Linked DNA regions of Homo sapiens: region 2 is linked to region 1. Evidence: read pairs that join two places in POLR2A ChIA-PET (ENCODE). Cell type or tissue: OCI-LY7. All regions are shown on one strand. Each heading gives the region's core, and the rest is flanking DNA. Links, peaks and the distances in the headings are about the cores only. Region 1 overlaps AKAP13 (A-kinase anchoring protein 13). Region 2 holds the start of LOC124903546 (a long non-coding RNA gene).

The links. ChIA-PET counts read pairs that join two places held together with the same protein. Peaks named below come from ENCODE experiments on the same cell type or tissue, not always from the same donor. Only the 100,000 strongest peaks of a DNase experiment are listed, where the experiment ranks them.
Region 2: POLR2A ChIA-PET joins it to region 1 with 5 read pairs; 10 of 35 experiments call an interaction of 5 or more read pairs at or near these places.

The regions. Positions count from the first base shown.
Region 1 is chr15:85,467,096-85,479,619 of GRCh38, reverse strand. The region is part of intron 1 of AKAP13 (A-kinase anchoring protein 13); the gene reads right to left. Among named protein-coding and RNA genes, the nearest start is that of AKAP13, 93 kb to the right of the region's middle. RefSeq lists a silencer at 3,901-3,960. In OCI-LY7, for the core only: a CTCF peak has its summit at 6,109; DNase peaks (open chromatin) are centred at 3,699, 4,129, 4,449 and 5,919; H3K4me3 peaks cover 5,681 bases; H3K27ac peaks cover 6,602 bases.
Region 2 is chr15:85,381,896-85,394,419 of GRCh38, reverse strand. All of the region lies in intron 1 of AKAP13 (A-kinase anchoring protein 13), which reads right to left. LOC124903546 (a long non-coding RNA gene) reads left to right here and starts at 10,023. Exons shown (of 3, transcript XR_007064747.1): 1 at 10,023-10,213; 2 at 10,310-10,357; 3 at 10,685-10,744. It also overlaps the pseudogene RNU7-79P. In OCI-LY7, for the core only: no CTCF peak of the experiment used is centred there; DNase peaks (open chromatin) are centred at 5,294, 6,269 and 10,509; H3K4me3 peaks cover 4,661 bases; H3K27ac peaks cover 6,647 bases.

The DNA of each region.
Region 1 (12,524 bases), core at 1,909-9,908:
CTCTCAACAGGGAAGCTTCCAAATCCACAAAAAAATAGGAGGGGGCAGATCACCCCTACATCTGCTCCCAGTCCCAACAGGCAGACAGCAGCTGTCTGGGACTCAGCCAAGTATAAATAGAGCATTTTTACCTGCAGGGTACTTCCATGGCACAATGTGCTTCAAATGAATTTCCATGGCCAGGGATCCTGCTAAGACTGGGCTACAGTCAATCCTTCAAAACCCACAAAAATTTCGAGTGAGGGTTAACATGGAAATGACAATGCATACTTTGGATTCTTGTAAAAGAGTCAATGTTCAGCTCTTCCTCCAGGAAAATAACAGGATCCAAAAACTCTTTCCTTCAACCCACGGAGCCTGGGCTGGTGGCTATAAAAATGTTATGCCCTGGTTGGGGAGGCTGGGAATATGAGCTAGAAATTCTGAACAACGGAAGAAGACCAGGATACAAAAAGTAAATACGCTTTTCCTGTTGAAGATGCCAAGTTCTATCAAAAAAGTAAAATACCACATGGGCCAAATATATTTCCTGAATAAGGGACTGAGGAAGTCTTACAAGACCCTCATGAATGCTTTACTTTTGTTTGCAGCTACATTAATAATTGAGCAGTTAGTTTTAAGCAGCGATTCTTGAACCTTAGTACACATGAACATCAGTTTAAGGCCTTGTTAAATAAGGCTGATTCTCATTCCCAGGACCAGAAAGAGTAGAAATCGGGAGACCAAATCTGGTGATCCTTTGCTCTGGAATCATGACCCACACTTCGGGAAATGATGTTAAGACTCATAATATGTGTCTGATTCTCATACGGAACAGTTAGCCCTGCTCTGCCCCACTATCATATGATGGTACTTACTAGCCACCAAGACAAAACACAAAGCACTGAGCCCAAATGGGTAAGGCGAGGGGTTGGGAGTGGGACAAAGGAGGCAGGCATGACATGAAGGAAATGAAGAGTCTAACACAGGGTAACATTCAACAGTAAAACAAAAGAACATAGCAAATTAAAACAACAGCAACGACAAAACAGTAACACCCACGTTCACTCATTTAATTTATTCTTTATCAACGCTGGATTACCCAAAAGGCATAAATGATCCTGAGTTTGGGCCAAACACATGCACAAACACCAAATCAATGTAATTATCATGGAAAAAAAATCAGAACTCTTACAATAATGAAATACAAATAATTTAAAATAGTAAGTTAAATGTAGTTTTAAAAAATCAGAACTCTGACATCCTTATAATCATTTTAGAGTTTATTTGAAAGTTGTGTAGGAGAGTACACTATAATCTTTTCCGTGTTTAGGTTATCTTTTTCTTGACATATATTTATAATATGTGCCTGGCACATAAAAACTCAATAAAGGGAGATAATTTCACATTTCTGAGCCCCTAAAATATTACATGTACTAAGTTATTGAGCTTTAGCAATAAATAATATGTGGTTCCTACCACTTTAGTAAAGGGTCATATGTATGTAAACAGATATTACAGTATGATGAGCACAATAATAAAAATGTTACAAGGATCAGGAAGGAGCAATAAACTCTCTAGAAGATGGGGGGTCCAGACAGAGATTACTGGAAGAAGCAAACCATGGGGAAAGTTCCACCAAGTGGACACAGGAGGAGAAGCACAGGATAGAAGGAACAGCACGCGCCAGATATGACAGCACAGTGAGTAGCTGAGAACTACAAAGATGAATAGGAAGTGCACGCAGGGGATCGTGGGGAAGGAGTCACAAGAGGCATCCAGGTCAATCCACATACCTCAAAGTTGCCCAGCCTTAGAAACAGAGGCAGGGAGAGAGAAGAAAATACATAAACCACTGTGACACAGCTCCATACTAAAGAAATCTCAGCCATTATACAAGGGAAAAATAAATGTGTTGCAGCTAAATGGGGAAAAAAGAAATCATGGCCCTATAATGGCAGTGGTATCAACAAAGCTCTGCCTTTTTTTTTTTTTTTTTTTTTCCTTTTTTTAAGCTCAGTTCAAATTTCTGTTCATTCACAACTGCAGGTTCAAAGATTCACAAAAAGCAGCACTGGAAAAAGTTTGTAATTGTGTAGCGTAAACTCAAACCCAGACACAGCAAGGATCTGTTGGGGGCCCCAGCCAACAGGGCCAGGCCAGACTCCCACCATGACTTCCCTGAGGTGCAGCAAACAACAGCTGGTGCCCCATCAATTTACACCAGCCTCTGGAGTTTCTTAATCCCAATCCCAAATTACAAGAACTTACAGGTAGAAGGGGTCTTGGAAGTAGCCCAGATCATTCTTCTTCCCCAAGGAGGACTCACTGCCAATGTGCCTGTCTCTGCTTGTAGACTTGAGCACCAGGGCCTTATCACCCTGAGAAAATCTCTCTATGCCCCACTCGCACCTCTGACTCAACCTTCCTAAAATGCTATTTTCATTCTGTAGCACCCTCTCTGCCTTCACAGAAGTAAGTAATCTTTTAGAACAGTTCTTTTGGGATACCAGTGCCTTTACTTTAGGGAGTTCTAGGGCATGGCACTCAAATAGTAACCTACCATGACTCGAGAAAGGGAGAGAAAAGCATAAACATAAAATGTGATCACAGTTTTGGGAACACATTTAACCCACCTTAGTTTTCCTAGAGCTTCCAACCTCCAGAGCTTAAAGATGGAGCCCTGTACTCTGGGACCCATATTCCTAAATGCTGCATCCACAGACACACATGGCCAGCACATGATTAAGCCCACTACATTTCTTCTGTAAAAAATTAAACGTACTTATTTTACAACAACGATAGACAAGCCACTTGGATGAATAGTTATTAAAGGAAAGGATGATTGCAGAGTCCTCATTAAGATTAGAGACAACCTTCTAGTATTTAAGAATCATTTGATGACCCCAACAGACTAATGTAAGGATAAAAATTAGAGTACTAACGTAATTCAGAGACAGAGACAAAAAGACCTAGAATTGAGTTGTAAATGTGGCACTTACTGGCTGTGTTACCTTGGACAAGTTACTTAACTACCAAGCTTTATTTTCCTCATCTGTAAAATGAGAATACATAAAATTAAAGATGTGTAGTTAAAGGTTTAACACAGTGGTAGGCAATAAGAAAATAATAAAGTAAGCTCCTATTCTTCTTGCCTGTTATGAATTACATGATAGCCTTTCAGCACTAACCTTCTATCACATTCAGCTACCACATCTCTCAGGACATCCTCATCACTGTGTCGATCCCTAATTCTAAATAAAAGGTGATGGTGAGGAAAATATACATTCCAACAGATAAGGTACTCTATTAAACATACCATTTATCATTGGTGAGCTCTCAGAAGCCATCCACCATGCCCCCACTACCCCTCTGGTGCCTCCAAAGAGTGTTCAGGGTCCCTCATTATCTATAAAGCCTTACTGAGCACTCTTTTCTTCCATACCACACCTTCCATCCAGTCCCTGCATACCTCACATGCATGCACCATGCTCAGTCCAGTCCTCAAGTCTTTGCTCATGTTCATGCCCTCCACCCTTGCTGATTTTAATAGGATTATCACTGATAATCTAACCCACACTATCAGCAGTAAGTCAAATACTATCTTCTATTTTTCTTTTATTTTTGTGCTTGCCTTCTCTCCCCAACTTGTTTTTAATCTAGTCTACTGCATTGCAGATGTCTCCTGTAGCACCCTCCACACCACTACTGCTCATGCCACAGCACCTGGCACAGTACTGAGCCCCCAATGAATGCTAGAGAAATAACTGTTTGACATGAACATCAGAGACAGAGAAATTCATCAGCTGCTTTGCTGCACCATAGTTTGATGGCAAGGGATCCACAGTTATAGCTATAAGTACAAAAATCAACTCATCAAAACAAAAATGTCTAAAAATCACTCTAGCCCCAGAAGGTTAAACTGGTAGCTCATTAAAGGCAGCATGAATTCTGCTAAGTGTTAAGCAATCCAGCCTGAAGCAATTTGCTTAATCTGCCAGAGAGGTAATAGGGACCAGAGCTGGGGAATTCAACATCATATAACTAGACAACCTCAAAGTGAAGGGGAGGACAAAGAGCTACTTAACACTATACTTAGGATCCCACATGATGGTTGGTACCTCTGGAAAGAGGAACTCATGGACATGTTATTTCAATTCTCTTTTGGTGTTTAACACAGGCTTGTGGTTTCCTGCAAAAATGGTTTCTGCTGCTTTGCAAAGATCTATATGGAGAAGAAAACTCCCAATGGCCATTCCACAGGTGAGAATTTTGCCACCAGCTGTATCCTGTTATCCAAAGGAAACGGGAACCATAAGCTGCCAGGAGGTCCAGACACAGGAGAGGAAGGCCATAATTCAGTGAGTGCTGACATTCCTATCCCTACGGTAATAAGAATAAACTTTAAATTTAGAAAAATTCTTACACAGCTGGGTTTTATGTAAATTAACTTCAGGAGGGGTTAAAATAGATATCCGGCAAAGAGACTGCCAAATTCAAGCCTTTACACTTCCTTCATCCTCCCCAGCCTCTATCAACCAAAAAGCAGGCTGTCCAATGGGCTAAACCAATTATAAACCACCTGGAAAGACTAAATATAGGCAGGTAGGCTCTCACACAAATGAGGACATTACTGAGCTGGATGACCTTACCTGGACAAATGCGAGACCTGTTAGGAATGATTTCCAAGGCAGGCACGGCCCACCTTCTCACACACGTTATGTGACTATCGAACGAGTCACACAAGTGTCAGAGGGGATCAGAGACGTTAAAAATGTCAGTTACCTTGTTAATTATTAGACTGGTTCTTGTCTTGAGAATAAATATTGTCTTCAATGTTATAATTTCACAATACTAAGCCTTTAACATCTTGAGAACAATGACACTGGAAACACAAGGTGGTAGGTTTTTGTTAAACCACCTATCAAAATTGGAAGGAAAAGTTTTAAACAATGAAGACTTCAAATTAAAAACTTGTATATGTCATAATTAAGTGAAAATTCTACAGATATGAGGAAAACTTCAATATTCTAAGCAGTCCCCTATTAAAGATTTTGTTAATGTTAATCGCTTCAATGAAAAATTTTATTTCTAATGGGGAATTTCTAATCATAAAACATTCCTGACATGAGTAATCCCTTAGACAGTCATTCTTGCTCTTATACACCAAGCAAGGATATTTCTGAAAATACTAATGCATTTATTTTATGTGGCAAAGAACTAGGTTAGCCAACTAAAAGCACATGAAAATTAATTATCAACACTGATGCCAGGTCAATACAGAACTTGTGACAACATGAATGGCATTTTTAGCAGAGAATCTGACTATTTAAAGACAGCATTTGGGGAGTGGGGCAGAGGGAAAGAAAGGAATCAGGAATATATGTTTTAAACTACGAAAATAATGGGCTTATGAGCTTTTACCTCTTGGAGGAAGAGCTGAGAACATGTTAGCTTGTGTTTTTTAACCACTGCTACTCCTGCTGATGGAGAGTCAGCCACATGTTTGATACAGAAACCCATGTTTACAGTTGGGAACACTTTTTTCATCCTATGTAAGTCACCTAGAGAAAGAACTGATATCACAGAGACTTTAAACTTTCAAACTAGTAGTTGAGTGGGCTGTATTTCTTAAGGATTCTGCTGTTCAAGTAAGAAGTGAGGATTTTATTTCCTCATTGCTTCCCATTATCATTTTTTTCTTGTTGCTTATCCCAAGTCAGGTATGCCTGTTTACTGGATTAGTGTCAGTGAAAGATGAAGTTTACAGAACATCTCCTGTGCACTAAATTGCTGCACAGATGGCATCTCATTTGACCTACCACAGGCCTCTCAGGCGAGTGGTTATTAACTCTGTTTTCTACAGAGGAGGGAGGCCCCTGGCTAGCAAGAGGTTGGGCTTCACCTCCCTCCCCTCTCATGACCCTCTTACTATGACCAAAGCAGTCCATCATTCTTCAGTTGACATGGGATGTTTAGTTGATTCTGAGCTTTGGCTGTCTCTGGGTTTTTGAAGCAACCTGAGTTCTTTGGTTTTTCAGATCAGTCTGAATTCTGGCCATCTTCTAACGATGACTAATCTAGCACTGAACCAACTGCGTGTTGCAGTGGGGGCCTCCTGTGGGGCCTATTTAACTTATGTGGAGAATCAGAAAGCCAAGGTCTCAGCATTCTCTGGAGGGTTTATTTGGACTTTTTATAGTTCATTCTATCTATAATCTCGGTCCAGAGTATGCACTCAAATATTTGCTGAATTGAATTATTTCCCTTTCAAATACTTTTTGTTTGCGTGGTTTACATCTTCTCTTACTTGTGCCTTCCACATCAAATTGCTCTCCTGACAACCTGGGTCTGTAAGCCTACATCCCTACTCTTTACTCCCACCCCCACACCCGCGCCCAGTTAACAAAACCTGCAAAGCAGTAGCTTTACTTTTAGGACCCCGTACCTTGAAATCTTCAGTCTTTTTTCCCTAAATTAATTTACTTTTTGACTGTAACAGTTTTCAGGGAAAGTAGCCAGTTGTGCTCCTTATGTGCTTATTATGACCAAATTATTAGCACGTGGGTCATTCTGTTACAACAGTGATTTTATGAAACACCTATGTGTATTTTTTGAATTTTTGAAGTGTAGTAATTTTAAAGGAAAGGGTACTATTTAGCAGATGTCTAGCTGTTTCTCTAGCTATATTCTTGTGTATATGTCACATATATTAAATATTTAAAGTGTCACATACATAGTAATATGGCCTGTTTCCACATTTACTAGAAACAACAGTTTATCATTATGCATTTCTGTTATATAAGTGCTATTTATCTTTTCATACACAGCTACAAATGCTAAAATGTTTTAAAGCACCAGGTCTGTATTTTTCATGACAACCTTATTTTTTATTATCTTAGTTCAAGTGGGGAAATTAATTTTATTCCTCCCCTATATGAGAAGTTCTTAATATGTAAATCCTCTAAGAGTTTCCTACTAAGAGGAGTTCAAAGCTAGGTGTGGTGGTGCACACCTATAGTCTCAACTACCTGGGAGGCTAAGGGGAGAGGATTGCTTGAGCATCTCCTCCCTTGAGAAGTTTGAGGCCAGCCTGGGCAACGTAGCAAGATCCTTTGTCTACATTTTTTAAAATGTCAAAAAGAGTTCAGAAAAGTTGAAATTCAGGGAATGAACACTGAAGCTTCTCTTAAATGTTTTATTTCTAAATCCAGAACGAGTGTTATATTACCCCAATTTAGACTGGCAATAACTTGTTGAAAATTTGTTGAGTTGTTGTCTTTGTTTTTTTTTTTTTTTAAGAGATGGGTCTTACTATATTGACCAGGCTAGACTCCAACTCCTGGGCTCAAGTGATCCTCCTGCCTCAGCCTCCCGAGTACTTGGGACTACAGGTGGGCACCACTGCACCAGCTTCCTGCTTTGTTTTTTGTTTTTTTTTTAACCTAGTATATGACTTTAAACTCAGATCTAATCTAACCAATTCTTCACCATAGCATTGTTAAACAATTACAAGTTGAAATTTCAAATAATTGTAACAGCATAAAAAACCATGAAATACTTAAGGACAAATTTAATGAAATGTGTAAGGCCTGTATACTGAAGACCGAAAAACTTGCTTAAAAAAATACAAAACTAAAGATCTTTTAAAATAGAGAGATACATGGTAAATATATTAGCTTAATATCATTAAATGTCAACTTTCCCCCAAACTGATCTACAAATTTAATGCATTTCTAATAAAAACACCAGTAGTCTTTCATAAGGCAAGCTGATTCAAAAACACATGGAAATGCAAATGACTTAAAATATTCAAATCAGTTTGAAAAAATAAACAGAGCTAGTATAAGTTCAAAGACTTATATTACCTATTATGCGATCCCATTCTTATGCAATTCTAGAAAAGGCAAAAGTAGTGACACAATGTAAACCAGTGCTTGCCTGGACCCAGGGATGGGGGGAGGCGATTACAAAAGGACAAGAAACCTGGGAGTGATAGGAATGTTCTATTTGCTGATTGTGGTGGTGGTTACGTACGCAGTTATCAGAACCAACTGACCTAAGCACTTAAAATGGGTGAATTTTATTGTGTTTAAATTATACCCTAAATAAAGCAGTTTTTTGTTTGTTTGTTTGTTTGTTTTTTGAGACGGAGTCTCACTCTGTCGCCCAGGCTGGAGTGTAGTGGCACCATCTCAGCTCACTGCAAGCTCCGCCTCTTGGGTTCATGCCATTCTCCTGCCTCAGCCTCCGGAGTAGCTGGGACTACAGGCACCTGCCACCACACCCGGCTAATTTTTTGTATTTTTAGTAGAGACAGGGTTTCACCATGTTAGCCAGGATGGTCTCGATCTCCTGACCTTGTGATCTGCCTGCCTCGGCCTCCCAAAGTGCTGGGATTACAGACGTGAGCCACCGCGCCCAGCCAATAAGGCAGATTTTTAAACTTTTAAAAAATATCTTCAAACAATTCAACAGTTCTTTATAATGCTGTAATGCTTTGTGTCATTGTGTTGAACACCAATTGTCACTATTCCATGGCTGAGCCTGGTAGAAAATCTCAGCTTCCTCCACAATGAGGGCAGTAACAGGCTGGCAACAAGAGGCCAGCATGAAGTCACAAGGGACGTGGAAAGTACATAAAACTAGGTAACTAAGATAGTGCCAGATGTTTGTTTAAAAGCGCTACAAAGTGAATAGATAATAAGGATAAGAATGACTAAAATTACACTGAAACTTAACCAACTGCAGTCATGATGTTATAGCTCAGAGAAAGCATAAAATTGAATGTTCCTGAGATACTGCATCTCTGTTTCTCCCCACATCTCCAAAGTAACATAAAATCACTGAACTCTCTTCACTGTCAATGCTTAAAGCACTGAGCCTTTGTCTAACTGCATGTCTGTCAGATGCATGCTGGCTACTTCAAACAAAAGAAAGTGATTAGGGCATACTGACTTTATTATAAAGTTACAAAATGAAAGGCAAGGAGGGATAAGAAAAGCTATTTTGGAAAGGGAAAAGCTACTTTAAAAAGACCGATCGTGAGCCTCTAAACTAGTTAAGAATTTGAAAGAACCTTGTACAAACCACGTAATCTCTCTAGGTGTCAGATTATTCCTCTATAAAACAAACTATAATGTTTTAATGCTACTGTTTTAAACATGTTTGTTTTATAAAGCAGTATGTCTGAGTTGAAAGTGAATTACCTTTATTAGCATCGAAACAGAATCAGGCACAACTCTTATAAACTGGCGTTTTAAAAAGGCACTGGCAGTTCTTCCTCCTCTACTATGGACTCTTGGGAATGCAGATTCTGTTTTGTTTTGGTTTGGTTTGGTTTGGTTTTTTGAGACAGAGTTTCGCTCTTGTCACCCAGGCTGGAGTGCAATGGCGAGGTCTCGGCTCACTACAACCTCCGCCTTCTGGGTTCAAGTGATTCTTGTGCCTCAGCCTCCCGAGTAGCTGGGATTACAGGTGCCCACCACAATGCCCGGCTAATTTTTTGTATTTTTTGTAGAGACAGGGTTTCACCGTGTTGGCCAGGCTGGTCTCGAACTCCTGACCTCAGGTGATCCACCCACTTTGGCCTCCCAAAGTGCTGGGATTACCGGCGTGAGCCATCACAACCAGCTGATTCAGTTTTCTTTAGTACTGCCCTATATGTTACTTGGAAGAGAGATTATTGAAGGCTGCCTTTCCCATGTAGCGAGAGGTTGAGAAAAAGTACCATTATTTCAGAACACTCATGAACTTTTGTCTTTAAATACTACAATTCTCTGCTAAAAATGCCATTCACATTATCACAAGTTCTGTATCGACATGGCATGTAGATTGTAAAACTGGAGTTGACAGTTTTCATGTGCTTTTAGTTGACTAATCTAGTTCTTTGCCACCTAAAATAAATGCATTAGTATTTTAAGATTCTCTGTTCAGGGGTCTAATGTGTTCTGGCCAAAGTCTATGTGCACACTTATTAACAGATGAGTTAGTTATTTAATGCATGCTGCTTAACAGTCACAGTATCCTTGCACTGGAGGAAAACAGGTCAAATAATAAATCTGTATCTTGCAGCTGGTGGGTCCACCAGAAATGGCCTGCAAATGATGACTCCAGATGAGCAGCTATTCCAGAAGTAAACTTAGGGATCAATGCTAAACTTTATACCTAAAACAGCACCTGTCTTTACCAGATTAATCCATTTGTCACAATCTGGAACTACCTGGAAAGAGGTAATCCTGCTGACAGGAACACCCAATAGTAATATCCACTGTACATAGCAACTACAGCCCTAACCTCAGGTCTATCTATTCTAGAAGGCACTATTATATGCAGTTCCTTATTAATAGAGGCACTTTCTGGTTGCAATAGGACATATATCCGCACATGACATCTCTCATTTATCCTCTTAAACATTTACACACCTGGCCTGGTGCGGTGGCTCACGCCTGTAATCCCAGCACTTTGGGAGGCCAAGGCGGGTGGATCACCTGAGGTCAGGAGTTCAAGACCAGCCTGGCTGACATGGTGAAATTCCATCTCTACTAATAATACAAAAATTAGCTGGGCGTGGTGGTGCACGCCTGTAGTCCAAGCTACTGGGGAGGCCGAGGCAGGAGAATTGCTTGAACCCAGGAGGCAGAGGCTGCAGTGAGCTGAGATCACGCCATTGCACTCCAGCCTGGGTGACAAGAGCAAAAGTCTGATTAAAAAAAAAAAAAAATTTACACACCTAATAAGGGCCAGATCAACTGGTAGTCACAGCCCTCAAGGAGCTCTCAATCTGTTAGGAGAGACCTGTATGTAAACTCCTAATTGCAAGGCAATGAAAATATTCTACAAGTATTTGTGAAGCATGAAGGGTGAAATGGGGGCAGCTTCACAGAAGTTATGCTCTCTGACCTAAAAAAATTAGTAAAGACTAAACTCATTCCCCAAATGTTAATTTAATTATATTTTAAGTCAGACTTCATACAAAATTCTACAAATCCAGTTCATATTAGAAACTACTTGTTGTGCTTTGCTTGGATAAAGAACAAAATATCTGAAAGTGATACAACAGAACTCATCTGAGAGAACCAAGACATCTCTTTAGTAGCCTGGTGTTCTTTAAAGCATCAAAGCTATATTGTTAAAATGCTAATATGCCTATTCTTCCAAGCTACAAATCACGACTGATTTTACCAAAACTTAATTTTATCTCAGTCTGTTTCCAAAGAGTTATTACCTCTCATCTGCTACTAGAGATTTTAAATAGTCCAAACTTAGAGGACAACTACTAAAACCACGAAAAGTCATAACACAGTGTGATTTTCCAATCTCAATATACCTCTAGAAGGGCTAAGACTCTGACCGTCTAAAAGGGGCATCAACCATAAGACAGTATACTCAGGCTATTTCAAAGATGTAATGCAAATTGAGGGCCAGACTAGAAAAACAGACAGGCTTCCCAATTTCAGCTTCTTGCAGCCTTAATAAGTCTTCATAGAATACCTCAAAAGTTCCTTTACCCTGAGAAATATAAGAATGCTTTTCCAACATAGTCTTATAATATTCATTCACCCAAGAAAGAGTTTAAGAACCACCTACTCACACAACATTTTGAAGTTTTGTTGTTCTTTCACATTATTGAGACAAAAATACAAAGAAATTAAAATGTGCAAATTTGAGTACTTGAACATATCAGAAATCAGGCATCAAAAATGTCCTCCTCAACTCTGCCTCCGTCAACACTTGAGTCAGTAAGCTGGATGAGGACAGAGAGCACACCCTGACCAAACTTGCTGGATCTAATGGGCAACAGGTTGGATAACAGAGCCGAAAAGATTGCAGGCCGAAATATCAACCCCTGAAATGTCCCATTATTATTTTAGTTATTCACTCATTCGCCAAAATTCAGTAAGCAGTTATTACTAGGCATATTGTGTTCGGTACTGCAGATAGAACAGTAAAAATACAGTCTTTTCCTTCAAAGTAGATATGTTCCAAGAGAAACAGATATGAAAACAAGGAAGACACAAGGGAGTGGCCAATTCTACCTAGGAAAGAAAGGATGGTCAGGAAGGCTGCAGAGAGGTAATCTGATCTCAATCTCAGAAGTTGAAAGAATGAAAAAAGCCTGACAATACATTAGGGATGACAGAGAAGTCATTCTAGATGGATAAAACTGTGTGTATGTTCACAGAGACACAAATAACTCATGGCTCTTTAAAGGAACAATTAATGGTGGCCCAGTAGGAACAGATCACAAGGTAATATGAGGATGCTGTGAAGCGGAAAGGTGGGAAGGAGGGCTCGCAAAGTAGGCAAGTTCAAAATCACAATCACTCAAACATTTATTGAGTACCTACCATGTACCAAGTACTGAATATACATATATGCAAGGTCTATATTTAGAATCAACTACATCAAATAAAGGTAGAAAAGCACAGAAGCACTTGTAAAATATACTATAGTGTTCACAAATGAATAATCAACAGTATAAAATGGGTGCCAAGATTGTTGGTGTGCACTAATACACGGATGATTGAGTTACATACGTGTGT
Region 2 (12,524 bases), core at 2,581-10,580, 86 kb after region 1:
ACATTTAAGGGACTACGGAAGAGAAAGTTGCATTACATGACCCAGGTCTTTCCCCAACCATTCCACCCTGTCTTCTGTTGGGTCCACATAATCCACTCCCCTGTATTACAGAGAAGATATACACCCAAAAAACATGTTTGATATGAGCCAAACTGGGCTGAAAGCTAGGCAGGTAAGAAAAGATGTTTAGAACTTCATGGTGCATACCTGTATTTTTCTTACTGAGGGCTTGCTTACTCCTTCTCCCCCTAACACTTCAGTACTACTAAAATGAACCTAAAAAACTGGTTTTTCAACTTCCTATATAGTTTACACATGAACTAATTAAATGTTTGTAAAACACTTTGAAGATGTGAACAAATGTGTAAATGTTAATTATTAATGTCCATCCACAAAGCTTCTGTATGTGAAGGAAAATACAGTTCCACAATTCTATTGGCAAGTTTCTGCTACTTTCAAGGCACAAACATGGAAGCCTAGCATGTTTTTAAGAATTCTAGGAAAACTTTAAGAGCAGACCACAATCAATGATTTTCTATTTACACCAAGAACAAGATGGAATTTTAAACTAGCTACTTTGGATATAATTACATCAAAGTGAAAAAAATGTGACTTATGGCATATATAATAAAACTAGAGTTATGTTTGTAGTCACAATGTCCCAGATCAAAATTGTAGTTCATTGACTTGAGAGAAGCAAACTTAAATCTCTAAACCCTAGTTTTTTCATCAAAAAAGGGAGAAAGAATAATATCTGTCTTATAGGATTACTGTAAGGAATTAAGAGAATGTAGATAACATAACACGTAGGTAAACACACAAAAGTTTCTTCTTCCCTTTATAGTAACTTTACTTTTTCAAAAACACCTTATAGAAAATGACCTCAAAAAACCTCTCTAGACTGGACATACACACTATTCTATGCTCTAAACATACACACAGCACTATTTTGGCAGGAATGCCCAAGCAAAAGCTTTGGCTATTACTGCCCACTGACCCATGCATGCCTTTAATCCCTGAAGAGAGGAAGCACCTCAGCCAGCCCCCAAGGCTTCATGTGATCAAATGAACACTTAGAACTCTACTTCCCAACTCTTGTTACCGTATTTTTTCCCCAAATAACTCCCAAACTGCAAAGTCTCATCTATAGTTCCTTTCTATTCTGAGCCCAGCCGCTCTGTGTACAAAGCATCCAAGAGGATGTACACTCTGTGTACAAAGCATCCAAAAACCATTTTCTTCCAGCTTGTTAAAGGTAAAAGAAATTATTTCCATGCAATGTCACAACGGACCTCCCTTCTCCCACTCCAGAAACACACCCACTTAGACAAGGCAGAACTCAAATGCCAAGACAAGGATGATAGATTAATTTACAGATACCACCCAAATCACTGAGTATGTTTTTAGAAGTGATTCATGAATTACTGAAAATGCCAAATTTGTCAAAAGCCCCTGTCATATCCACCACCTTTAGGACAGCTATCACCTGGGAAAAAGGATACTTCTAAAAATCTAAGTTAATGCTGATGGTGTAATTCAGATTTTAAAACAAAACAACTTCATGCTCAGTTCAATTATTCTGAAGAGATCTGCCCACCACAGTGCAACATAAAGTACCCTTTCAACAAAATGGTGCCACGATTAGCCTGGTGGGAAGAGTATGTGCTAACAATTTTTCCAGGAACTGTTATGGACTCATTTCAAAACCACCCAGAGCCAGGTGCAGTGGCGTGTGCCTATAGTCACAGCAACTAGGAAGGCTGGAGTGGGAGGACCACTTAAACCCAAGAGTTCAAGTCCAGCCTAGGCAACACGGCAAAACCTCATTTCTTAACAAAAAAAAGAAAGAAAATACTCTTAACTGATTCCCATTTACGATTAAGATTATTCTGTAATCCCAGCACTTTGGGAGGCCAAGGCGGGTGGATCGCAAGGTCAGGAGATCAAGACCATACTGGCCAACATGGTGAAACCCTGTCTCTACTAAAAATACAAAAATTAGCCGGGCGTGGTGGTGCACGCCTGTAGTCCCAGCTACTCAGGAGGCTGAGGCAGGAGAATCACTTGAACCTGGGAGGCAGAGGTTGCAGTGAGCCGAGATAGCGCCACTGCACTCCAGCCTTGGCGACAGAGCGAGACTCCATCTCAAAAAAAAAAAAAAAAAAAAATTATTAAGGGCTCACATTTTTAAGACAATAGACTATACATAGTAAAAAAAAAAATGGAATAAGTAATATCAGCAACCACAAACAAATGAAACCCACTACCCTAGAAACTCACCAACTGAGCCCAACCTCAAAAAATATTATTAACTCCTTTTATTAAGAATAAGAATAGAGCCGGGCATGGTGACTCACGCCTGTAATCCCAGCACTTTGGGAAGCGGAGGTGGGTGGATCACGAGGTCAGGAGTTCAAGAACAGCCTGGCCAACATGGTGAAACCTCATCTCTACTAAAAATACAAAAATTAGCCAGGTATGGTGGCACATGCCTACAGTCCCAGCTACTCGGGAGGCTGAGGCAGGAGAATTGCTTGAACCTGGGAGACGGAGGTTGCAGTGAGCCGAGATCGCACCGCTGCACTCCAGCCTGGGTGACAAAGCAAGACTCTGTCTCAAAAAAAAAGAATAAGGAGGCCAGGTGCAATAGCTCACACCTATGATCCCAGCACTTTGGGAGGCCAAGGTGGGTGGATCGCTTGAGTCTAAGAGTTCAGGAACAGCCTGGACAACCTGGCAAAACACCACCTCTACAAAAAGTACAAAAATTAGCTGGACGTGGTGGTGCACACCGGTGGTCCCAGCTGCTGGGGAGGCTAAGGTGGGAGACTCACTTGAGCCCAGAAGGGAGAGGTTGCAGTGAGCCGAGATCGCGCCACTGCACTCCAGCCTGGTCAAAGGAGTGAGACCCTGTCTTAAAAAAAAAAAAAAAAGAAAAGAAAAGAATAAAGACAAATATACACTCTGCAGAAAATCAAAAGATCAAAAGTTACCCTCATCTACTTTGCAGTAGCCTCCTTCCAGACTATCTTCGTATATGTGTATGTGAAGTACATTCAAATAATACACTAGCATCACATAAAAACGTCATTATCTTTCCACTATCACCAATATCCTTACAGACTACAAATGGAAAATAGAGTTCACTAATATTTTTATCATGCTTAGAGAAGAAAAGTTTTCAGCATGTTTAGAATCCTAACTAATTCTGATATAATATGCAAGATAATTGTTTTAGGTCACTACCATCTTCCTTCATTCATATCTAGCCTTCCTTTAGTTACTATACATAGTGGTGGTTGTTTTATGACTGTCATGATTATTAACTACTATGCCATGAGCCCCTATTATGGAGCTTTATATATCCCTAATTCCCACTAAAACCTCCCACTCTCCCTTCTCTATCTACAATTCTCTAATTCATACACCCAGTCCAGACCATCACTGAACTCCAGAACTGTATATCCAAATGCTTACTGATACCTTCACTTAAAAATTTCACAGATCTCAAACTTAGCATGTCAACAGGGAAATCACAATTTCAACCTCTCAGCAAACTGATTCCACATCTTCCCCATTTACCCAGTTGTTCAGGTAAAACACCTAGGAATCCTCCTTAATTTCTTTCTTTCCTTTAGAACCTTTTTCCAATCTGTAAGTAATCCTATAGTTCTATTTTCAGCGTATATGGATTCAAACCGCTTCTCACCACTTTCGCTGCTACCACCCTAATCCAAGCCACCATCTTCTCTAGCCTGAACGACTGCAAATCTCTTAACTAGTCTCTCCGTTTCCACTACTGCTCCCTATGCCAAGAGTAAAGTTTTTAAAGCCTAAATCAACCTTGTCATGCCTTGCTCAAATCCTTCAGCTGTTTCCCACCATACCTAAGAGCCTATTTGATCTGGTCTCTGGCTACACATACAAACCTTATCTCCTCACGCTCTTTCTCACCCATTCCAGCCACACCAGGCTCCCTGTTCATTCTCCCATCTCAGGTCCTTTGCACTTGATGTTCCTTCCATACTTCCTCTGAATCTTCATGTGACTTGCTCCCTTGACTTTCTTCAGGTCTGTTCAAATCTCACCTCCTCAGTAAGGCCTTGTCTGACCTCCCCAATCTCTGCTAATACTCTTCATATCCTTCCTAGAATCATCACCACCAGACATGACTGCAATTGTTTGTTCACTCGTTTATTTTCTACTTCCCTCAATAGGATATAGATTAACGGCAGCAACTACAGATGTCACTGAATTCCCATTACCTAGAACCGTGCCTGACAAACAAAAGATACTTGAAAAAATTAACAAACAACCCTACAAGGTATGTCATATAACCATTTGCCAAGAGAAAAGAGAAGATTAGATTTCAGAGACAAATAACTTACCTAAAGCTGCATAGTAAATAAATAGCAAATGCACCTGAAAGAGCCAGCACTCTACCCACTGACTCACTACAACTTGCGACATAAAGCATATATGCTAAGAAACAAAAACGCAAAAGCAAGCATTTCTACATGAAAACACCAGATCACAAGTGTTACAGATCTTTTAGAATCTGTCTAGCAGGTTTTCTGCTTTTCACTGGAAGACTCCCCCACGGGGGGACAGAAAATAATAGATTATAGTGATCCTTCTCTTTCTGTTCATCACCATAGCAATTCATTTCTTTGATTAATCTTAGGTATGTACCATGTGCCTCTTCAACTAAAAGATACCTACATTGTTTTGTATTTCCCACAAAGCAATGGCTGAGCTACTGTCAGAAGATAGTCAACAAATACTTCTTTGTTATTTATACCCCCAAAGATTTTGAGAATCCTGTAATGAAATTTTAAGAACCACCAACAAAGCATACTCACCCAAAGGACTTCAGCTGCTAACCATGACGGAGTAACTGGATCCAGATTTATCCTGGCATCCTCCCTAACTACTAGAAAAGTGGACAAAATGCATGAGGCAGCATCCTTTAGAGCCTGAACAACAGGTAGCACAGAACTGCAGTCCCAAAGAGAAGGGAACAAATGAGATAAGCCCTAAAATCGCCCCAGCTTTCTGGCTGGAGGTACCTTCTAGACCATGGTGCAATGAGGAGGATCAAGCACAACATGACAGCCTTGTCAAGTTTAGAAAACAAACATAGCTTGGGAAGGCTAAGGAGTTTGAAAATTGCAGAGTACGAGAGAAGAGGAGGGAGCTGTATGAAAAAGGAGCTCCAGAAATCAGCATAGAGGCCCCATGAGTCTCACACCCAGTAGTAAGCCAAGCATGCATATTGTAAAAATACATGAGGGCACGCAAAGAATCACCCAGGAACTGTAAGCTAAATGATCTCCAAAGTTCACACAGGGCTGGGAGACATTTGTGTTCTCAACTGCCAGAATAGAGTCCTCAAGGAGAGCCCAATTCTTCAATGAAAACTACAGGAGCTTCATGCCTTAGTAATGGGGTGTAACAAGCAACTTACACACATAAGTTTGGCAACTTAACTTGCCAAAACAAAGTATGATACTCTTTAAAGCAATGGTTCTTGTGTTTGAAATAACTTTACCCCCAAGGAGACATCTGACATTTAACAGATAAGGACTCAACAACTATCATGAATATTATACATATGATCAAGAACCTATTTTTAAAATGAACATAACGGGAAACAAATGGAAGAAATAAAAAAAGATTCAGTAGCAAATGGAACCCAAAGACATGTAAAAAATAATACATCACGACTAAATGAGTATTATCACAAGAATGCAAAGCTATTTCAACGTATTACACCAGACTAAAGAAGAAAAAACATATGATTATGTCAATAAATACAGAAAAACCTTTGACAACATTCAATATCTATTCATGATAAAAACTCTCAGCAAACTAAACATAGAAGACAATTTCCTCAACTTGATAAAAGACATCTACAAAAACAAACACCTATGGCTACCATCATATTAATGGTCAAACACTCAGTGTTTTCCCCTCTAACATCAGGAAAAAGGAAAGGATGTCCACTTGTAAAACTCCTATTACACATTACACTGAGGGTCCTAGATAGTTCAGCAAAGTAACAAAAAGAAATCACGCCCAGCGCTGTAGCTCACGCCTGTAATCCTAGCACTTTGGGAGGCTGAGGCTGGCGGATCACTTGTGGTCAGGAGTTTGAGACCAGCCTGGCCAACATGGTGAAACCCAGTCTCCACTTAAAAAAAAAAAAATACAAAAATTAGCCGGGCATGACAACATGCACCTGTAATCCCAGCTACTTAGGAGGCTGAGGCACGAGAATCACTTGAACCTGGGGGGCCACAGGTTGCAGTGAGCTGAGATCGCACCACTGCACTCCAGCCTGGGTGACAGAGCGAGTCTCTATCTCAAAAAAAAAAAAAGGAAATGAAAGTATACAAAGTGAAAACGAAGAAATCAAACTGCCCTTATTTGCCAATGACAATAATGTCTATGCAGAAAATTCCAAAAATCTACAAAAAAAGCTTCTATTACTAAAAATGAGTTTAGCAAGGGTGTAGGATCCAAGGTCAGCAAATAATATAAAATGATCTTTCTATATACCAGCAATGAGCAACTGGAAATTGAGAAGTATCATTCACAACAACACCAGAATACATGAAATACATGTATAAGATTACAAAACACATGCAAGATCCAATTGCTAAAAACTACAAAACACTAATCAAAAATCTAAGGTCTAAATAGATATACCATGTTCATGGCTCATTATTAAAATGTCAATTGCCCCCTAACTGATTTCCAGCTTCAACACAATGCCAATCAAAAACCACAGCAGGCTGGGCATGGTGGGTCATGCCTGTAATCCCTACACTTTGGGAGGCCACAGTGGGAGGATCACTTCATCCCGGGAGTTTGAGGCCAGCCTGGGCAACATAGAGAGACTCTGTCTCTACAAAAATAAAAAAATTAGCCAGGTAGTGCATGACTGTGATCCCAACTACTTGGGAGGCTGACGTGGGAGAATCGCTTGGGCCCAGGAGATCAAGGCTGCAGTGAGTGGTTATCCTACCACTGCATTCCACACTGGACAACTGAGTGAGACCCTATCTTTTTTTGTTTTTTTAAGACGGACTCTCGTTCTATCACCCAGGCTGGAGTAAAGTGGCGCAATGTCGGCTCACTGTAACCTCCATCTCCCGGGCTAAAGCAATTCTCCTGTCTCAGCCTCCCAAGTAGCTGGGATTACAGGCGCCCACCACCACGCCCAGCTATTTTTTGTATTTTTTAGTAGAGACGGGGTTTTGCCATGTCAGCCAGGCTGGTCTCGAACTCCTGATCTCAGGTGATCCACCCGCCTCAGCCTCCAAAGTGCTAGGATTACAGGCGTGAGCCACCACACCCGGCTGAGACCTCATCTTAAAAAAGAAAAAAAAGAAAAAGAAAAACCCAGCAGGACTTGTGGATAACAGCAAGATGAATCTAAAATATGCACAAAAGGCAATGCAACTAAAATACCCAAAAAACAATTCTGAAAAATAATAAGATAACTCACACTACCTGATTTTAAAACTTACTCTAAGGTGACAGTAATCAACAGTGAGGTGATAGAGAAATGAAAGACACAGATCAATGGAATAGGAGAGAGAATCCAGAAACAAAACCACACATTTATGATCAACTTGCAAAAAAAAAAAGGCACAAAGGTAATCAACAGAGAAAGGACAGTCTTTTCAAAAACTGTTGCTGGAAAAATTGTAAATCCATCCACAAAAAAATAAACTCAATGCATACCTTGCACCATTTAGGAAAATTAAATCAAAGCAGATAATAAATGTAAATATAAAATTTTAAATGATAAAACTTCTAGGCGAGCCGGGCACAATAGCTCACGCCTGTAATCCCAGCACTTTGGGAGGCTGCGGTGGGTGGCTCACTTGAGGTCAGGAGTTCAGACCACCCTGGTCAACATGGTGAAACCCCATCACTAGTAAAAATACAAAAATTAGGCATGGTGGTGGGTGCCTGTAATCCCAGCTACTCAGGAGGCTGAGGCAGGAGAATCACTTGAACCCGGGAGGCGGAGATTCCAGTGAACAAGATCTCACTCACGCCAGCCTGGATGACAGAGTGAGACTCCATCTCTAAAAAAAAAAATAATAACTTGTAGGAGGAAATATAGGGGAAAGTCTTTGAGCTCTTAAGTTAGGCAAAGATTTCTAAACTATTATACCAAAAGCATGATCCACTCAGGGAAAAAACAAAAAAACAAAAAAACACTGGATATCATAAAAATTAAGAACTTCTGCTCTTCAAAAGACATTATTAAGACAAGAAGGCCAGACACAGTGGCTCGCGCCTGTAATCCCAGCACTTTGGGAGGCCGAGGCAGGCAGATCACTTGAGGTTAGGAGTTCAAGATCAGCCTGGCCAACATGGAAAAGCCCCATCTCTACTAAAATACAAAAATTAGCTGGGTGTGGTGGTGTGTGCCTGTAATCCCAGCTACTCGGGAGGTTAAGGCAGGAGAATCACTTGAACCCAGGAGGCAGACGTTGCAGTGAGCCAAGATCTCACCACTGTACTCCAGCCTAGGTGACAGAGCCAAACTCCATCTCGAAACAAACAAACAAAAAAAGACATTATTAAGACAAGTAAAAACAGACTAGGAGAAAATATCTGCAAATCATGTATTTGATTCCAAAGTATATACAAAAACTCATTTTTTAAGCAAAAGATTTTGAATTGACATCAAAGAATGACAAATAATCAGATGAAAAGATACTTAATATCATTAGTCATTGGGCAAATGAATAAAAAGGCTACATTCCGTGTGATTCCATTTTTACAACATTCTTGAAAAGGCAAAAAACCATGGAGACAGAAAACAGATCAGCAATTTCCAGAGTCTGGGGGTAGAGAACCGGTTGAGTACAAAAGGGCTCAGAAGAATTCTGGAGGATGAAGGGACTGTCCTGTTTGCAGCAGTGGATATATGAATGTATACACCTGTCAAAACTCAGAGAATGTTACACTAAAATGGCGGAATTTTAGTGAATGTAAACTATACATATGAATAATTAAAGAATGAAAAAATAGAGACTAAAGAGACATAATGATGTGCTGAGTGAACTTTAATTTTACTCTGTCCAAAATTTTTCTTAATCAACTATAAAAGATATTTGGGAGACAAATAGAGAAAGTTGAATAGGTATTGAATAATATTATAGAATTAACGTTAATCTTTCTTGTTGTGAATAACTGCAGTTGGTTATGTAGAAAAAGGGTCAGCAAACTTCTGTAAAAGCCCAGATAGTAAATATTTTCTGCTTTGCAGATCACATGGTCTCTGTTGTAACTACTCAACTCTGCTACTATAGCACCAAAGTAGCCAGAGAAGAGCTTACAGAGTGACATAAATGGTCAAAAACCTCACACGTTTTCCTTCTCTCCCATACTAGCACCCATATCATACAAACACACTGATATCCACATTCCCCAGGCACTGAACACAGCATTGCCCCACACAAATGTTCATACAATCACGGTATTTCAGTACCAGGTCCATCCTTACAGCAAGGTCTGACAAAAACACATTATCCATTCATCTTCTATTCATAACGTCACAATCAACTTGTAGGTGGACGAGAAAACTATAAATATGAGGACAAACGCAGGAAACAAACTTTCTTCCACTGACCAGTGAGGACAGATGCATGAAACAAACCTTTTTTTTTTTTTTTTTCAGACGGAGTCTCGCTCTGTCGCCCAGACTGGAGCACAGTGGCATGATCTCGGCTCATTGCAACCTCCACCTCCCGGGTTCAAGCGATTCTCCTGCCTCAGCCTCCCAAGTAGCTGGGATTACAGGCACCTGCCACCCTGCCGGGCTAGTTTTTGTATTTTTAGTAGAGATGTGGTTTCACCATGTTGGCCAGGCTGGTCTTGAACTCCTGACCTCAAGTGATCCGCCCGCCTCAGCCTCCCAAAGTGCTGGGATTACAGGCGTGAGCCACTGCGCCAGGCTATGAAACAAACTTTCTTCCACCCACAGCTTTCTCGTCTCTCCCCATTTACAGCAGTAAGACAGCCTAACCTGGGAAAGAGAGAGGGAAGCTACTTCCAAATGGATGCCTGTCCCCATCAGTAATAACCAAGTCTATTCAAGTGCCAGATGTTAACTTTAAAAGAAGGGAACATCAAAAGTCCAACTTTCTTCGCCTAGCTTTGTCAGGAATGTTTTTACCCTCAATCTGTAAGTGTGACCAACTGTAATTTTTAAAGGTTTATCCTCAATCTGTAAGTTTGATCAAATATAATTTTTAAAGGTTTACTATAATCTCTTCATCAGAAAACTAATGGAAAGATGGAATAAAATCTAAAGAAATGTCCTTAACAGGTAAATATTTCTAGAATGTATCTACTCCATCTAGGTAGTGTAAGTATTCTAAACTATGCTAGTATAACTGATTTAAATCACTGCCTTCTTCTGTAAATGGTGTCACCTTTAAAGTGTTATCTTGAAGAGGAAGTGAGTGATTTGCTCATGTCTCTGTACTGAACTAACACTGTTAACACCCAGTCCAGCTCTACCTTAAACAAGTTTGAGAAATACAGACACAATCCACACTTATTTGCCAAGACTAAGGTAAAATAAAGTTGGAACTCATATCCTCTTATGACTGATGTACTGAAAACAATCCATCTCTCACTGTTGCCCAAATAGCATAGTCACAAAGAGCTCTACCCTACCAAGCCACTCTGCAAGTCCCACTCTCAAAGGAAGACTCACAGGTGACTGAGAAGATAAACTCGCTATTGTTTCCATTATCCTTCAGTTCATCTGGCACCTTTGAAGAAATAGACTTCGATAAGACTCACAAGTCTCAAGGCCCCTTCTTTATGAAAGAAATAGCTAAACCTCTACACTCAGAAGCATCAGACTTTTAAGAATGCTTAAGTCATGTAAAAATGTACCAAAATTATTATCATTACAGCTACTAGGTAATAGCTGCCTACTCCATGTTAGATACTGTAGTTAAGTACCTCACATAGTTTCACTGATTCCTAAGAACACTGTTACTAACGCTTATGGAGTAGGAAACTGAAGCTCTGAGAGGCTATGCAACTAGTCAATGGAAGTGTGGAGATCTGAACGCTACCTAGTTCCAAAGGGTGTACTTTTTTCTAAAATTTCTAATTTTTTTCCAATTTCACAATGGAGGGAGAGTTGTGACTAGATTTGTCCAACAATTTTAATAATTTCACTGGCTGGGTGGAGTGGCTCACGTCTGTAATTCCAACACTGTGGGAGGCTGAGGTGGGAGGATGGCTTGGGTCCAGGAGTTAGAGACAACTGGGCAACAGTGAAGATTCCGACTCTAAAAAAAAACAATAATAATTTCACAAAAAGGGGGGGGCTGATTTCTAAATTGGAACCTCTTGTTGAAATCCTTAGAGCGCTAGTTAAACCCACTTCTTTTCAAAAAATAATTGACAGATTAAAAAAAGGTTAGAAATCCTTTTAAAGTAAATGTCATCACAGATCTGCAAGTGAACTGTCATTCTGGACAGGTCCCCAGTTAGTGGCTCTCTCCTGTGTACGCTAGCTACCACTAGGCAGTAAAAATAATTTACCCAATTCAAACACGTACCGTGCCTGCACTATGTTAAGACTACCGGCAAAGAGGGTAAAAAGCTAAATAAGGTCTATCACAGCCCTCAAGGAGTTAAAGGACTAGAGGAGGAGTCCATTTATAGTATAGTATGTGTGCAGTTACCATTTAGTCAAGGCAAAAGAAGTGTGAGAAATCCTAAAACAATAGTACCTACAGTATAACATGCCATCACCGCCCAGAGAAGGAAAGCAACTAGTGCACTCGTCACGTCATGTTGTAAGTAGTACTTGCTTACATTATGTCCCTCCCTGACAATCCCTTCCAACCTCTGTCAACCTCCTTCCCCACAATCACACACACAAAACCACACAACCAGGAAGGGAAGCCATGGAGCGAGTACTGTGAATCCTAAAAGCGGCTCTGTAATTTAAAAGTGCAATGGCTGTACCTGAAGAAAATTTGTCTTTAGCTTCATCAGGTGAAGAAAATTGGTTTTATAACACAAGGCCCACCAAACCAGAAAAGCCCAGGAACGCTTCTCCACAGGACTCACTTAGCACGAGAAATCACTCTGAGCAAACTGACACACACAGTATTTCTCAAATTTTTCTTTTTCATTTAGCAGATGGTAAAGGAATACAACTGAAGTTAACAATAAATGACACTCTGGCCATTTTGCTCCACTATGAATGACAGACATTTAAGCTAGTTCCATCTGGGGAACTGAAACAGAATCATGTTCATATAATAAGCCACACAAACCAAATTAAGTGTAATATGTGCACCCAAACTTGACAAAACTTGTACTTAATGCAGCCTGCAAATCCCCAAGAGTCCACGACAGAATACAAGAATAGTAACAATGATTTATCTCAACTGATCTTAGCTTCTTCACAAACTTGCCAATAATGACCTTTCAAGAACTGCACCGTTTGTCCTCATCTGCGC